2 separate regions of the Homo sapiens genome follow, and region 2 is linked to region 1. The links are chromatin loops, found by intact Hi-C in ENCODE. Cell type or tissue: GM12878. All regions are shown on one strand. Each heading gives the region's core, and the rest is flanking DNA. Links, peaks and the distances in the headings are about the cores only.

Region 1 (8,321 bases), core at 91-8,090:
TCTAGGCCCCAGAAGGCTGCAGCCAGGGAGGGGGCTGGGCATCTTAAGGAGGGCCGGCTCTCTCTAGCAGAGTCCTGGGAGAAGAGGCCAGGGCCTTCACCGACAGCGCAGCACCTCCAGTTTCCGCGGCACCTCCACGGCCCTCTCGCCTAAGCCTCTCCACCCCTGTGTGGGGGGCTTGCTGTGGTTCTGCTTTACAGGGGGAGAAACTGAGGGCCCAGAAGGTCAGGCTGCGGCTGAAGGTGCAAGGACTCAAAGGCTGACTCCGGGGTGGGGACGGGTTTGGAATTTCCTGTTCCTCCTCACCTTTGAGAGGTGTCCTGGCTGGGCTGTGCCAGGCTGGGAAGTGTCTCCGGAGGCTCCACACCCACCCACACCTGGTATTTTTGTTCCCAGGTGGGTCTGATGCCAGGAGGATGTGGTTAAGCTCGAGGCCCTGCTGTCTCCTTCCATGCCCGGGGTCAATGGATCCTTATCTGGCAAGATCTTATCTGTGTGTCCTTGACAGACTCTGGAGCAGGCTCCTGGAGGTACCAGGAGGCCCAGGTGGGTAATCACGGGTGCCAAGAAGTGGCCTGTGGGGGGGGGGCCCTCCATCTTGGGACCCAACCCGGGACCCCCCTGCCCCCGAGACTGCTTCTCAACCATGACTTCCCCTTGCCCTGCTCCTTGCTGCCTGCTGGGAGGCACAGGCAGTGTACTAGGAAGCCCAAAAGAGAAGCCCAAAGCAGAACAGGGCATCCTCCAGGGCCCAAGGGGAGAGGCTTTGGACCTCACTTACACAAACTGGGTGGGAGCTTCCTAGCAGCCAAAGCAAAGAGGAAAGAAGTTGAAGGAAGGTGGAGGTGGTGTAAGAGGTTGGTCTGAGGCATGGACCCCAGGATGCTCCCCAGAAGTTGTCTGAGTCATCCTTTGGACATAGCAGGACTCAGTACATTCATTGAACAAACAAGGCACTAGACACTCATTGCTATATTTTTAAGGCCCCTCGTTGAAGTGAATCACAGCCTCGTTCCCAGTCTCCTGGGCTTTCACCCTGCCCCACGGACGGGATGCTGGCTCTTCCCTGTCGCCCCGCATTGTGACTGGCTGTGTTCCACATGGTGCAAACTTATTCCCAATTGACCCGTGGGGTCTGCTGGAGCCCTAGGGCTGACCACAGGGGCTGCAGGGCATGGTTGCCCTGGGAGCCCTGCAGCTCAGGTCCACTTAGCACTTTCTGGAAAAGCAACCGCCTCTAGGGGGCAGCACAGTGTCACCGGGAAAAGCCGGACGTGGCTTCGGGGACCTGGGCTTGGATCCAGGATCCAGCCCCTGCCGCTTCAGCAGTGGAGTGATGGGGGCCAAGTCACTTCCGCCCCAAGCCTCAGTGTCTCCCTGCACCCCTCCACCCCCTATAGAGTGGGACTAAGAGTGTTCTGAGCCAGGCTTCCAGTGAGGTGGGGGTGGGGAGGGCAGGACAGACGGGTCAGTGTCCTCGCTCCTGGCCCCTTTTCACCTCTGATGTTGAAGTTAAACATTCAACAAATTATGAGAAAATAAAGCAACAGTTTAAAAATAGGAGAAAACGTATCCCAAAAGAATGTTCTATGATTTCCGGCTGGGTCACTCTTGGCAGGCTCCAGCAGGGAGGAGCAGGGCAGGGCCGGGGCATGGCTCAGGGAATGGGGGAGCGCTCTCCCTAAGACCCCAGCCCCAGCCTCCGCCTTGTCCTCAGGCAGCCAGGAGCAGGCACAGCTGCCTCGCTTCCCCTGGGAGAACGCTGGCTCCTTCAACTTCCCCCCGAAAGGCATCCAGAGGCCTCCAGCTGGCCCCCTCCCCTCTTTCCCCCAGCTTTGGGGTCTGGGCAGAGTGAGGCTGGAGTCCACCTTCCGGGCATTGGGAGTACAGGAAACAGTCCCAAGGGACCTCTTTCACTGAGAAGGCACAGAATCCCTTCCTAGAACGGGATATGTGTTTGTTTCCAACGGCTGCTGCAATCAATGCCTGCAAACTTACAGGCTGGAAATGGCACAAGTGGATTCTCCTGACAGTTCTGGAAGTCAGAAATGCCGCTCATCAGCCGGGCATGGTGGCTCACACCTGTAATCCTTGCACTTTGGGAGGCCGAGGCAGGCAGGTCACTTGAGGTCAGGAGCTCAAGACCAGCCTGGCAAACATGGCAAAACCTCATCTCAGCCAGGTGCAGTGGCTCACGCCTGTAATCCCACCACTTTGGGAGGCCAAGGCAGGTGGATCACGAGGTCAAGAGTTCAAGACCAGCCTGGCCAACATGGTGAAACCCGTCTCTACTAAAAATACAAAAAATTGGCTGGGCATGGTGGCTGGCACCTGTAATCCCAGCTGCTCAGGAGGCTGAGGCAGGAGAATCACTTGAACCTGGTAGGCAGAGATTGCAGTGAGCTGAGATTACACCACAGCACCCCAGCCCTGGTGACAGAGCAAGACTCTGTCTCAAAAAAAGAAAAAGAAAAAAAAGAAGAAAAAAGGAATGCCACTAGTCTAGAATCAAGGTGTCTGCAGGGCTACATTTCTCCTGGAGAGTCTAGGAGAACCCAAGCCTTGTCTTTTCCAGCTTCCAGAGGCAGCTTGTGCTCCTTGGCTTGTGGCCCCTTCCTCCATCTTCAAAGTCAGCAGCACTGCCCCTCCTGGGAAGATTTTCCTCTCTCTCCCTCTCCCTCTCTCCCTCTCTTCTATCTCTCCCTCTCTCCCCTCCCTCTCTCTCTCTCTCTCCTTCTCTCCTCTCCCTCTCTCTCCTGAGCCATGCCCTGGCCCTGCCCTGCTCCGCCCTGCCTCTCTCCCTCTCTCTTCACTCTCTCCCTCTCTCTTTTTCTCTCTCCCTCTCTTCTCTCTCTCTCCTCTCCCTCTCTCCTCTCTCTCTCCTCTCCCTCTCTCCCTCCCTCTCCTCTTTCTCCTCTCCCTCTCTCTCTCCCTCTCTTCTCTCTCTCTCCCTCTCCCCTCCCTCTCTCTCTCTCCCTCTCTTCTCTTCTCCCCCGCTTCTCTCTCTCTCCCCCTCTCCCCTCCTCTCTTTCTCTCTCTTCTCTTCTCTCTCCCACTCTCTTCTCCCTCCTCTCTCTCCCTTTCTCCTCTCTATTTCTCTCTCTCTCCCTCTCTCCTCTCCCTCTCTCTCCCTCTCTCCTCTCTCTCTCTCTCCCTCTCTCCTCTCTCTCTCCCTCTCTGGCCCCCTCCCCTTCTCTCTTCTCTTCTCTCTCCCTCTCTCCTCTCTCTCTCCGTTTCCCTCTCTCTCTCCCCCGTCTCTCCCTCTCTTCTCTCTCTCCCTCTCTCCTCTCCCTCTCTCCTCTCACTCTCTCCCTCTCTCTCCTCTCTTCTCTCTCTCCCTCTCTCTCTTCTCTGCCTCTCTTCTCTATCTCCCTCTCTCTGTTTTCTCTTTCTCCCTCTCTCCTCTTTCTCTCTCTCCCTCTCTCTCTCTCCCTCTCTCCTCTCTCTCTCCCTCTCTCCTCTCTCTCTCCCTCTCTCTCTTCCCCCTCTCTTCTCTCTCTCCCTCTCTCCTCTATCCCTCTCTCTCCCTCTCTCCTCTATCCCTCTCTCTCCCTCTCTCCTCTATCCCTCTCTCTCCCTCTCTCCCCCTTCTCTTCTCTCTCTCTCCCTCTCTCCTCTATTCCTCTCTTTCTCCCCCCCCCCCCCGCTTCTTCTTGTCACATCTTTTCTGTGACTCCCTCCTGCCTCCCTCTTACAGGAAGCTGGAGGTTACCCACGACCGTCTGGGATCATCTCCACCTCAGAATCCTTGCTCCGTGACATCGGTAGAATGTCTTTGGCCACGGAAGGGAACATGTTCATAGGTCCTGGGCACTAAGATGTGGGGGATTCCATTACTGGTGGGGGGTTCCATTATTTGGTTGACCACCGACCTGGTACACAGTGGGTGCCCCTGGGATTTGTTGTAGCAGGGAGCACTGGCTGCAGCAGGAGCCTGACCCTCGCGGGAGCGTCTAGCCAGCCTTGGTGCCAGGTAGGCCGTGGCATTTAGCTCTCCGGCCCAGAGCCTCAGCAAGGCCACGGCGCTCGGCCAGAGGAACACAGCCACCCAGCGGAGAGCCAAGACTCAGCCCAGACGTCCCAGACGCCAGGCCCTTTCCTGGGTGCCCTCAGCACGCCCCACCCCCACCCCGTGAGGACGTCTGCCCGGGCTCCGGATGCCCCAGGGCCTTGGACCACCAGGGACTGTGCCTTAGGGGCAGGGTGACCCTGCGGTGCTGGGCGTTTGACACGGCCTTTCCCCCTGGAAGCCTCTGTCGCCCTCGATACAATGTGAAGAGTTGGGCTGTAGGGTCAGGCGGAGAGATTGGGGTTCACATCTGGATTCTGGCATCCACGGGCAGAGCGACCAGGACCAGTCTGAGAAACGGGGTCCTCACTCTAAACGTCCGGACGGCCCCTGCCTTAGAGGGAGTGGGGGATGAAATGTAGCAATGTCCCCTGCACATGGAGAAGCCTCCTCAGGCGAGGCCGGGGGATCAGGCAGCTCGCGCCCGGAAGGCTTCGCATATAATGCACCGTCTATTTCAGCTCGCCGGGGTCTTGCTGCAAAGTTGCGCAACAGAAAATGTGAGAGACGCGGCAGTCACTCCACTAAGCGGGACAGGGCCAGGCCCGCCGCCAGGGGGCAGCATCGCCTCTCCCGGCCGAGCCTTCCTGGGAGTCCCGCGGGGGCTGCTCCCCAAAGGACAGAGCTCCGGGTTCATGGGGAACGGGGTGCCGAGAAAGCCTGCCTGGCCCTCCCAGGCCCCACTTCCTTGTTCTTACAAACCTAAGGAAGAGTGGGCTCCTGGGATTAACTCGGCGTCACGAAACCCTGGCCCTGAGGGACGGACCTCTCAGCCTGGGTCAGGCCAAGGACATCTGAGTGGCCCCACCGCGAACTCCTGTGAGCCCCTGGAGCGAGCAGTGGCCTCGAGTCTGTGCCCACCTCCTTTCACGCCCCTCTTCCCTGGCTGGCCATCTTGGCATCCCTCCTCCCCTGCCACTCTATCTTGGCCTCCTGGGCCGGCTCCCACCCCCCGGTTCCCATGCTTCCTCCCCGCAGAGAGGGACCCAGAGGTGCCACCACCTTGGGGTGACCAAGTCCCAGTGCTATGTTCGGCCCCAGGGCTCCTTCACTTCACTCACAGGCGCCTTTCCCTGCAGCTCACACAGGCACAAAGTAACACACGTGCCCGCACACTCGTGTATACACGCACACAGGCACACACTACTGCTCACATGCACATAAGTGCAATGTGTCCTCACATGAACATGAGTGCAATGGGAACACTCTTACACACCAGTTCACAGACACCCACATGCACACACTCCACCACACATGCATACACACAGACAGGTACACACTCCTCCAGGGCTCTTGGGAATAGTCCTCTGTTTTGTCACCAAGCTCCCAGGAAAGCTGCCCCTCCCTGCTGGCTCCAGGGCCTGTCACCAGCCATCCAGCTCTTGCCTGGAGTGAGTCCTCCCTCCTCAGGGTGAGTCCTTCCTCCTTGGGGTGAGTTCCCCTCCTGGGGTGAGTCCTCCTTCCTGAGGTAAGTCCTCCCTTCTCAGGGTGAGTCCTCTCTCCTCAGGGTGAGTTTCCCTCCTGGGGTTAGTCCTCCTGCCTCTGAGTGAGTTCCCCCTCCTCAGGGTGAGTCCTCCTCAGGGTGAGTTCCCCCTCCTTGGGTGAATGCTCCCTTCTCACGGTGAGTTCCCCTCCTAGAGTGAGTCCTGCCTCCTCTGGGTGAGTCCCCCTCCTGGGATGCGTCCTCCCTCCTGAGGTAAGTCCATCCTTCTCAGGGTGAGTCCTCCTCAGGGTGAGTTCCCCCTCCTAGGGTGACCCCTCCTTCCTCAACCCGGAGTTCCCCTCCTGGGGTGAGTCCTCTCACCTCTGGGTGAGTTCCCCCTCCTCAGGGTGAGTTCCCCTCCTGAGGTGAGTCCTCCCTTCTCTGGGTGAGTTCCCCTCCTGAGGTGAGTCCTGCCTCCTCAGGGTGAGTTCCCCTCCTGGGTGAGTGCCCCCCCCTCTAGATGAGTTCCCCCTCCTCTGGGTGAGTCCCCCTCCTTAGGGTGAGTTCCCCTCCTGAGGTGAGTTTCCCTCCTGGGGTAAGCCCTCCCGCTTCTGGGTGAGTCCTCCCTTTTCAGGCTGAGTCCTCCCTCCTGGGGTGAGTCCTCCCTCAGGTCCACCTCCTCTCCCCAGCCGGCTTCCATGGGGCTTCTTCAGTGGTTCCAGCTGGCGTGTGCCAGTCCCCCAGGAGGTCCAGGTCCTTTCTCGACATTTTCCTCAGCTGCTGGGGCTGCAGGGGATGCACCAGCTGCATGGACGGGGTGGCATTGCCTGATCCCACCTCCCACAAACGTCTGTGCACCTGCCCCTGCCCCAGTGCTGCAGCCTCAGTGTAGATGTGGCCACACAGGGCCTGCAACCACTGAGCTCCGAAGCCCCAACCTGCAGCCATGGGGCGGGGGGACATGAATTCGAAGCCCTGTGGCATCAATAGGGTAATGTGGCGGGTACCAGGTGGGGTCCTCCTGCTGCCCCAGGAGCGGGGCCCACCGCGGCCTGCAGCAGCCACAGGTGCAGGAGGGTGGGGGAGGCTGTCAGAGGCTATCAGTGCCCAAGCTGCCTTCTGCTTGGGGACAGCCCTCAGATGAGTCCCTGGGAGCCCGGTGCTCCTCAGCGAGGGCCTGGGCTGGGGTTTGGGGCTGCTCCCTGGCTCTGCCCATCAGCAGCATGACACAGGCAGGCCGGGCCACTCAGGGCTCCAGACTTCTCAAGGTGCAGTGTGGCAGGACAGCCTCCCTGAGGGTGTTCTGAGGACTCGGAGCTGCCTCTGAAGTTCCTACTCACTGTTCACTCCAATACATGAGGTTAGGGTCAGGTCGGGTAATCAGTGAGACACCAACCCCCTGCCACCCCTAGGAAGGTGGGGAGGGCCAAGTCCTGGCTGCTCATGGCATCCTGGCTTTTCAGGAGCCCTTCGGTCAAAAATAAAATGATCTGCTTGCCCTACAAGAAATAAAGCTGGGGTGACCCAGAGAGGCTGGGCTCAGCCTGGGAAAGGGGGTGTCCCAAGAGAAGGAGGAGGGTAAAGGGCTGTGGCCTCTCCGGAGGGGGCCACCGGGAGTCACCGAGAGGCAGCAGGACCAAGGGGGAGGCTCTGGGCATCCTGCCGAGAGCACCACAGGTTAAAAAACCCTACCCAAGGCCTTTGATCCCCTGCTGGGGAGAGATTGGATGTCCCTTGAACCCCAGGAGGAACCAGACCTCGGGCTGGATTTTATTCTGTGGAGACAAGTGAAGCTTCGTGACATCCACGGCGTGAGTCCTGGGGAGTGGAGCTGTCCAGCCTGTGGCTCTGGGCCTGCGTCACGCCACTTGTGGGTGGGCCTGTGTCACGCAGCTCACGGGACAGAGCCAGGACACCCCGAGGAAGGCTGGGGCAGGACAGCCAGGCCCCCATGCTCTCGCTGGCTTCACAGTCCAACTGGGAGACAAGAAAAATGAAAATCAAGGTTCAGGGCTGGCGGCACGAGGACCCTGGGGCTCCCTGGTGGCTGGATTTCAGCTATGGGAGGAAGAGACAGTGCGTTTCTGGGTAGTGAGGGGCCCAGCACAGACAAGGCCTGGAGGCTGGAAAGTTCGGGGTGTGCCCCGGGACTGGGGAGCAGGCAGGGATGGTGTGAAGTGGGTGTTGGCATCTCTACACCCGCCCAGGGCAGGACTCGGCTTGAGCCACGCCTTCTGGATCATGGGGTGCGGAAAGTGGGGCCCTGCTGTCTGCGGGGTCGGCGTGGGGTATGTGCCTTTAGGAGAAGATGGGAAAGTGACTCATGATGGGTGGCTCCGCAGCTGCCCCTTCCAGGGACTCAGGCACCTCCCGCTGTCACCATACCCCTCCCCACTTTCTCTACGTGGCTAAGGAGTGGGGATCTCAGGCCAGCGGGGGGAGCCCAGGGCACAGCTCCAGCAGGGCTGGCCCCTCAGAGCTTCCAGGCTGCAGCAGGCAGGGGTTGGAAGAGGTGAGAAGGAGCAGGGCAGTGAGTGTCCCAGGAAGCCCATTCCCGGAACAGCGTCCTTGGGTTGGTTCTGGGAACTGGGGACACCAGGAAGGCCCAGGGGAGTGGGGCTGCTGGGAATGGCCTGGGGGAGGCCACGAGGTGGGTCAGGGGTGGAGCTGGGTGTTCTGGGCGGGCCTTTGAAGCCCACTGGCCTTCAATGCCGGGCAAGCGGGAAGGAAACCCACAGGAGCTAGGGTTCCTCCAGCTGGGACCCAGCTCCCCTTGCCCCACACTAGCAAGTGCTGAGGAGGACGGAGGTCCTGGGGGTGCTCTGTGGG
Region 2 (8,321 bases), core at 196-8,195, 550 kb after region 1:
AATTCTGTTTTTGCAGTCATCTTGGGCAGAGATGACTACAGTTGGGCAATGGCAGGATGGCTTGCCTTCCAGGAGCACCGCGTCAGAGGGGCCGGCCCCCAGATGCAGGTGGCTGGTGAGGGGTCTCCACACTCTGTCCTGTGAACTGGGCCATTTCCGTGGTCCCTACCTCATGGGGGCCTAGGGCCTGGCTGCCAGGTCTTACCCAGTGGCTGTGAGCAGTGCCAGGGCCCCTCCTCTGGCTCTCAGACACATGCTTCATACTTGGAGCGGAGGTAGCAGCACATGTGGAGCAGGGTGACCAAGAAGCTTTGGCCACATCTCCCTGAGCACCCTGCAGGTTCTTGGATTATTGGCTGCATTGTTGCCTGAAACTACACAGTCTGAATTCCAGTGGACTCTTCTGGCTGGTAAATAGCCACACCGATAATAGTCTGTGAGCTGAGCAGGCACAGTGGGGAGTTCTGGATCTGAGTAGCTCCTCACTCCCTGGAGAGATGTGTGTGGCAGGACAGCCTGTGGCAGTGCTCTGCCTCCAGAACTTCTGCGGCCTGTTTGCGGGGGGGCCCCCGAGAAGATGGGGCTGCTGCCGCTCCCATCTGTCCGGAATCCCACAAACGCTCACTATTGCTGTGGCTATTCTGGTCCCACAGGCAGATGGCAGCCCTAATATGCTCACTACACCGCAGGCTCATCCTCTAGAAAGGCAGAGGCTGCTCAGGGAAGCTTCGCACTTAAAGCAAATGGAGCATGACAGCATTGAGACAAGAATTACACTGATGTACTTCTCACATCGTTTTTTTGTCGAAAGAAAAACACACATGTTGCCACTTTCACTTGTGAAAAATGGAAACAGTTTTCCTGCAATGAGTGGCCTCAATCACTAAAAATGAATTTGTGTATATTTATAACAAAACGTCGAAATGATTGATATTGATGGCTTCGTTAAGCATTACCAATGAGTACCACCGGGGGGCGGCACAGCACAAGGGGAGTAGGTCAGAGAGCCCAGGGCTCCTGTGGTTAAACTTTTCTCCTTTCCATGAAAATCCTCAAACACATTTTGTATTTTAATTAAATGAAAATACTGAAAATGATACAGTAGAGAGCACTTTTAATGGAAAATTAATTGATAACACAATCTTATTTCAATTTACTTTTTATTTTTAACTTAAACGACTGTGTATTTTCCACAGTCTTATGATGAGAAAGGCTCCAGAATCACGTGTAGGTGTCCTCAACATTTCATAGCTCGAACCGTCCTTTCTTTACGTTGTGCATTGATATGGGCTTCTCAGTTCAGAAAACAAGGCACTATAACTATTTTATCAGCTACATTAATACATTGAAGATATATTTATCCTTTCATGAAAGATACAGCATTTGAATACAATATGGTTTTATGCAGATCAGGTTCAAAACACCCAAGGCACACACTTTATTTTTTTTCCTTTTTTTTTTTCTTTTCTGTGTTTATTTGAAGGCTCGTATTAAAATTTCAAAATTGGCATGAACAAAGAGTTCCAGAGTGGAATCAATGGACAGGGATTGTTGTAATTTTGAACATAAAACGGTAAAGACTGTGGAATGTAGAACAAGTTACAGGAACGATAAACAAAATCACCAATACAGCATGGATTAGAAATCAAAGTGATGAGATCTGCGGAAGTCTGAGAAACAAGTTTGGAAATTCTCTGATTCCCCACAAAGCACGGGCAGTCCTGTCTGCATGCAGCTGCTGTGGTCACCCAGCCACTGTGGAATGTTCACCTACTTGCATGGGTTCATGGTTGTCTACAAATACAGAAACACATTCCAGTTCGCCAGTTATTAAAATGCCTCCAATTTCAAGTAAAAGAAAAAATCTTCCAATAATTTTCCTAGTAAGGTAAACGAATATATTCATCTAGGAAAAGTGGTCTGGAAGAAACCATTGGAAGCAAAGTCTAGGGGGGTGCCAAGGTTTGGGAGAAACTATTGGATGGTGAAGCGGGAGAGCTTGAGGGTGAACTACAAAAGATATGAGGACTGGAATTTTTCCTGAACGTGGAAGCATAGAGGCTGCTGCTCAACTGGGGAATGTGCCAAAGTAGAAGAAACTTTAGGAACTAAAGACAACAAGTTTTCACTGGTGAGGCCAAAGAAGAAGTTCAACGTTTAGGTTTAAAATATGCTTCCCTAAAGCGGAGGGATGGCCCATGTCTTCCTGGCTTAGTTCTTTGCCAATAGACACAAATTCTCTCTTGCTCCAAGCCTTAGCATGTGGTTTGCTTGTCAACCAGAGAGGCGGCCCAGTTCTGCCACTCCCTTGGCCTTATGGCTAGAAGACACCCTGCTGGGGTGTGGGGAGACTGGACCCTAAGGGAAGGGTCCGGATCTGGCTGGCCCTCCGCGGCACCGCTGCTTCCACCCAGAACAAAAGGAAAAGCCGAGCCTCAGCTCCACGCCTATAGCAGCGGTCACAGAAGCAGATTTTGACGTTTTGCATAATTCTGAAATAACATGCACGTATCCATTGATAAATTGAGAATAAGGAAATGGAACCAAGGCAGATTAGCTCAGTGACAGGAGCCTGTTTACTCGATGAGAGAGATTTTTCTGGTCAGTTTTAGAGAGGCAGAGCTGGCCACAATGCCTGAGATAATCTACATTAGATTGCAAGTCGGGCAGCTTTTTGTTTAATTCAGACAGTGTTCACTGTTTGTTTGCAATCAGAACCACAACCTTAGTGCAATAGTATATTTATTTTTTTACAGTAATTTTGGTTGCCATACAAGAGATTTAAGGATTGGGAGAAAGTGCAAATTACAGGAGCTTTTTTTTTTTTTTATAAAGTCTAAAAAGAATAAAAGCACAAAAGTAACAGCAACATAGATAATGCGAACACGTGTTGTTACACAAACTATAGTGTGAAACATATTAGTATTTAAAAAACAAAAAAAAATTGTTAATGGGAAAATCAATATTGTGGCCCACACACAAAAAGTCATTGCCAGATCAACTGGATAATGCTTGCTTGTTCAATAACTGAGAAAAAAATTTACCATTTTATTAACTAAAGTATCACAAATAATTCACTTTGTGATATGTAAAGTTCAGCAAATCAACAGTCACATTGAGTAATTTTTATATTATGTGAATTAACTTAAAATGTGCGCAGACACCCTGGAAAAGGTATCTTGGCAGGTATACATAATTTACATTTTGAGAGATTTGGGTTTTGTATACACAATATTACAGAAACTAGGCATGTAAATGCAGTTTATTTAAATTACAGTATGTAACAAAAGTTGATCTTAAAACCTGGAATAATATCAACATGATCTTTAGATGAGCAGTTTAACATTTGTTCCACCATTAAAGAGGGGCATGGAATAGGGCCTCGTCCTAACATGTCCCAAAGGGGGAGAACAGTGGGTGGTGATTTGAATGAGGAACTATTGCTTTCAGTACCAAAATAAGCAGATAGAGATAGAGACCGATTCATCTTGGCAACATGTGTTTATTTGTTGGTCAGTGCAGGTTCTGATAGGTCTATTACTTCTCTATAATAAGACAGTGTAAAAATAAACTATGTTATCAGCTCTTTAGTCTTGCAGCCAGCTTGCTTGTGGTTAGTGGCATGTGGCTTGGAGTATCTTTAAGAAAGGGAATAACATCTGGCCCTCACCAACTGGCTGCCAAAGTTCAACAAACCGAAGTCACGAGTTTCGACTGGTTATCGTCTGCCAGCGGTTTCCTTGACTCTCCTTTGAGCTAGTGTTTTGCCTGGCACTGAGCACAGAGGTAATACCAACTGTAGGCCCAGGGAAAGTGCCATGCCAAAGGAATGGACTCACGGAATTTTGCGGTATCATCAAATGGAAGACAAATTAATGGCCAAACCACCATTTTTACATTTTCTAAAATATGGGGCAGCCTCAGCAGGCCACCTGTAGTATCCTGTCTTGAAATTTATCTAGAGTAATGCTCATTCATCTCATGATGGAAAAACTGAAAGCACACGGAAGTAAAGCGCCTTAATATTCAATTGACTTCAAGTTGGATTGGATCATTTCAAATACAAAGATTGACCTGCAAAAGGTTTTGGAACAGAAGGTCCAAAAACTTGGTTCCAACATCAGGGGTGTGTGACTGGAAAAGCGCGTGTGTGTGGTGTGTGTTTTGTTTTTGTTTTTGGAGAAACTGCTGCATTATGAATTGTAACCACTTTGAAGAAATTGTCCTTCAATGACGAAGTTCTAGCAAAGATAGAAAATATAACACAGCTCTGCTGGTTCAGATGCATCCAAATAAGGTTGATTTAAAAAGGTCATACTTTTATAATTATTCCACAGAAATAGTATTATTAAATCACAAAAGTTTTTTTTTCTTTAACTTTCTAGCACTGAAGTGGCACAAAGGCTGCCTAGTAGACCAGCCACTTTTTTTTCTTAAAATATTGTGCTTATAAACTATCTGTACAACTATTTAAACTTGCAGTAAAGAAAGATTTTAAATTGCTAAATTTTATGTGTTCATTCTAGAGCTGTTCCAGACCTAATCAAGAAAAAAAGGAAAAAAAAAAAACAAAACCATGTTTTATAATTAGAGATGGGCTGAGCTAGTTCTGAAATAATAATAAAACCAAAAACCTGACATTCGAGTATCCTCCAAATGGGGGAGAATGTGCTGGAAGCCTGACTGTGTGTTTTGCGGCCCATGTGCATCTGGTGACCTCTTTTGGAAATTCGAGGTATTGTTATGGGGTGGAGGGACTCCGGGGAAAGAAAGGGGCGGGGCTCAAGAAAGCCTTGCCAGAGAGGCTGACCTGGCAGCCCAGGAGACCTCCCTGCTTTCCTCTCCTCACGCCTCTGCTTTCACTCTGATCCTGCCGCCCACCTTCTGTTCTCAACCCTGGGTTCTGTCTATACTCCATACCCACTGGGTCCTCAAAGAAGCTGTTGTACTGTTAAGACAAGCTGGTGGGATTCCTAGACACCCAGAGCGATAGGGGAAAAGCCTCTAAGTACCATCTTCCCTGGCCTCCGAGAGCAAAAGGACTGTCTCAGCAGAGATGCTCACCCTTGGCTGGGCACAGAACTGAGGATGCTGTGCCCGCCCAGCTCCCAGAGGAGACGCTGTCTCACTGGCAGCCGCATGTGCCCGCCATGAGCCATGCGTCTTCTTGTCCTTCATGTCAAAGTGGATGCTCACCTGCTCTGATCTTTGCAGAGCTCAAGACATCTTCAATTAAAAAGAATTCTGAGAGGCAGAGAAGCCCTTATTCTCCATCCTGGATGGGTGCTCATGGCAGACAACTGCTCTTGTCCTGGAGACCTGGAGCTTGGGCAGTTGCACGCTGGCTGGCTCCCTTGGCCAGGTCTCCCCTCCATTGTGGAATCGTGACTTTGTGCTTTGACTAACTCCATGTGACATCTGCTTGGCCACCTTGGAATTATGCTAACAGATTTGCAGAAATAAAGAAAGCTAAGCAAAGCTGGGCACGATCCCATCCAAACTCCCAGCACTGCCAGGAACCTCATGGCCAAAGAGCCATGGATGCAAACCACAGGAGGAGATGGGGAAAAGAATCTGTGTAGGAAAAAGTTTCTCTGCCTTTCAGGCCCATGATGGGGCACTGGACAAATGCATCTGGGAGCATCTCACTGCAAGCCAAGTGCAGGAGAAAGAGGGGCAGGTGAGCATCAGGTGTCCTCTGAGAGGCCACAGGACTGAGGAAAGGCCTCATGCCGGGGCCTGGGGTGGTGAGAGCTGCCCGGAAAGCAGAGGACGGAGGTCTCAGGAGGTATCTAGAGTGCACTGGTGTCTGCCTACAAGAGCTAGGATCCCGTGCAAAATTGACGGGGAGCCTCTCGGACCCGGCAAAGCGAGGCCACCTGCATGCTGGGCGGCAGGCTGAGAATCTTTTTCCATGTTAGAAAAACTCCCTCCCCTTGTCCCATGTGTGATAGAAACTGCCCAAGACACCCACATGGTGAGCCAGGGGTCTGAAGACCCAGCCATGTTGTGGACACAACTCAGTATTTCTTTGGGTACCAGGAGACAAACCCATGGAGTGGGGTTGATGCTCACAGACTTCGCTTGGCATTCAGATGTTTCAGCACGAGCCCATCTCTACTTATAACAAGAGCAGTCTGCGAGGTGGAGAGCAGCCGTCCTTATCTGTCCAGCAGCTGTTTCAAAGCCCTTTCTATGTTCATTCTGTGCCCGACTCGAGTTACCCCAAGATCGATGAGGTCCTCCTTCTGCAGGTTTGGTAAGTGACTGCCATCGATCTCATTGTCCATGAAGGCCTCTTTATGTTCACCCAAGTTTAGACTTTCCAGCCAATCGGCCACATCTGGTTTAGTCCACAGGTGGACAGGTTTAGTTGTAAAAGGCTTATTTGAGATTGGCTGTTGCAGTATCGAGGGGGATGGCGACCTACTGCGTCCCGCTGGGTTCAAGCCAAATAGATCCCCAGAAGGGGGCTGGCTTGGAAGGCTAAAGACATCTGAGAGAGCGGGAGAAGGAGAGGCGGTGGCAGCAGACAGGGGGGCGGGCAGGGTCTCTTTGTTCATCTCTGTTGGCGAGACCACAGGGCTTGGGGCACGTCTTGTTCCTGAGGTCCTGCTTTCATAGTCGGGGGGCCGGCTCTGCAGGGTGATGGGCTGGGAGGTGCCGGGGCGAACAGTGAAGGTGACCGTCGTGCTCCGTGTACCTGAGATGGTGCTCATGATCTCCGGGCTTCTGAAACAGCAACACAGAGAAAACCATCACAAGGCAGGTCACCGAGTCAGGGCAGCTGGCTGCAGATCACCCAGGAAGGCGAGGGAGACGCCCAAACCATGCCAGAGTGTCTAGTGGCAGATCCACTGGCAGTGAACGAATGATTTGCCATGCCAGGGTGGGGGAGGGGGAGAAAGGGGCCAGAGCAAAGTTGGAGACACCAGAGCACACCACGTCAGCCCACTCACCTGAACTGGGACAGAGGGGCTGGGGGACCTGCCTGTGCTGGGGGGAGCACACCACGTCAGCCCACTCACCTGAACTGGGACAGAGGGGCTGGGGGACCTGCCTGTGCTGGGGGGCAGGGCCGGGGGACCCTCGGGAGGGTGGCCACTGAGGCATTTGGAAGGGGTCCCTTGAAGAGGGCACGGAGACAGGGACAGAGTGGGGTCCTGTCACCTGGGTAGAACGTGCCAGGCAACATCTCCAGCGCCTCAGCTTCAGCAGGTGGGAAGGAGCACACCTGGAGGACAGGCCCCTCAGCCGCCTGGCAGCCTTAGGCTTTTTGGGTAAATGGACAAGAGCAGGGCAGGATCCTTCCCAGGTGGCCCCTTTCAGTAACTGGAACCCCTGTAGCTACGCAGGGCACTCAGGGGTTGAGATCACCCGGAAACCCAGACAGCAGGGCGTGGCTTGTGTGGCCAGTGTGGGCTGCGCTCACCTTCCTGAGGCAGCACTGTCCAGCGCCCACCCAGTGGACAGTTTTGTTGCAGAAGGAGCTGGGGTACCCTGTGTTATTTTTAGCCCCTTTCATGTGAGAGGCTCACTGGTAGGACACACGGGCCTTACTGAAAAGCAGAACGCGTGAGGAGCCCTGTCTTCCCCAGGGTGGCCATGGGCGTCCCCGAGGGTCCCCTGTGCCTTGCCGCTCTGGCTGGGCAGGCAAAGCCCTCAGAGCTCAAGTCAGGGAGGACGACCCTTCTAGCTCCAACCTTTACTGGCCCCAGGGTGGTGGCCAGATGACTCCCACAGGCAGGAGGTCCCATCTCAGTGCCAGAGAAGTCCAAGTCCTCACGCTTACCCACGTGGAGGTGGCCTTTCACACACCACTCCCTCACGGGCTCTGGCCAAGGCCTGTGGCAGGCACTCTCCACACCAAGAGAACTGCCACTCTGGGCCCTAGTGCATGTTTTGCTGTCCCCACACTGAAAGCCCATTCATCCTATTGTCCCTAGGAAAGCCACAGCCACTGGGGAGGGGAGGAGAGGTGTGGGTCTCTTGCCTTTTGGGCCCATTCACGTGGATATGAACGGCCCACCCACCGCTTCTGAAAAGATCCATCCTACCACGGCTCTCTCTTCAAGACCTGGACTTGAGAGATGTCTGCTGGAGCCCTGGCTCTGTCAGATGCCAGCTTGGGTGCACTTTTCTCCTGTCTCCACATCTTCCCACATGAAGTGGGCTCCTCTCCCTCCTATGTGGTGGGTTACCCTGGGTGGAGGGGCTCTGGAGAGCATGAGGAGTGCACTGGTGTGACATCGTGACCGTGAATGGTGGTGGGCTGCAGTGTCTCAGTGAAAGGGTCATGGGCAAGAGGGGGAGAGCTGCAA

What was found. A loop is a pair of places that touch in the nucleus more often than their neighbours do. Peaks named below come from ENCODE experiments on the same cell type or tissue, not always from the same donor. Only the 100,000 strongest peaks of a DNase experiment are listed, where the experiment ranks them.
Region 2: it touches region 1 in a loop (13-fold over the local background); 6 of 110 quality-filtered maps call a loop at or near these places.

What each region holds. Positions count from the first base shown.
Region 1 is chr11:69,914,388-69,922,708 of GRCh38, forward strand. No RefSeq gene overlaps it. Among named protein-coding and RNA genes, the nearest start is that of FGF3, 99 kb to the left of the region's middle. In GM12878, for the core only: CTCF peaks have their summits at 1,244 (motif pointing right) and 4,622 (motif pointing right); no DNase peak of the experiment used is centred there.
Region 2 is chr11:70,466,708-70,475,028 of GRCh38, forward strand. It overlaps SHANK2 (SH3 and multiple ankyrin repeat domains 2), which reads right to left. Exons shown (of 26, transcript NM_012309.5): 26 at 1,147-6,732. The coding sequence ends at 6,162. Among named protein-coding and RNA genes, the nearest start is that of CTTN, 72 kb to the left of the region's middle. RefSeq lists an enhancer at 3,533-3,742. In GM12878, for the core only: CTCF peaks have their summits at 976 (motif pointing right) and 4,718 (motif pointing left); DNase peaks (open chromatin) are centred at 824, 3,594 and 4,711.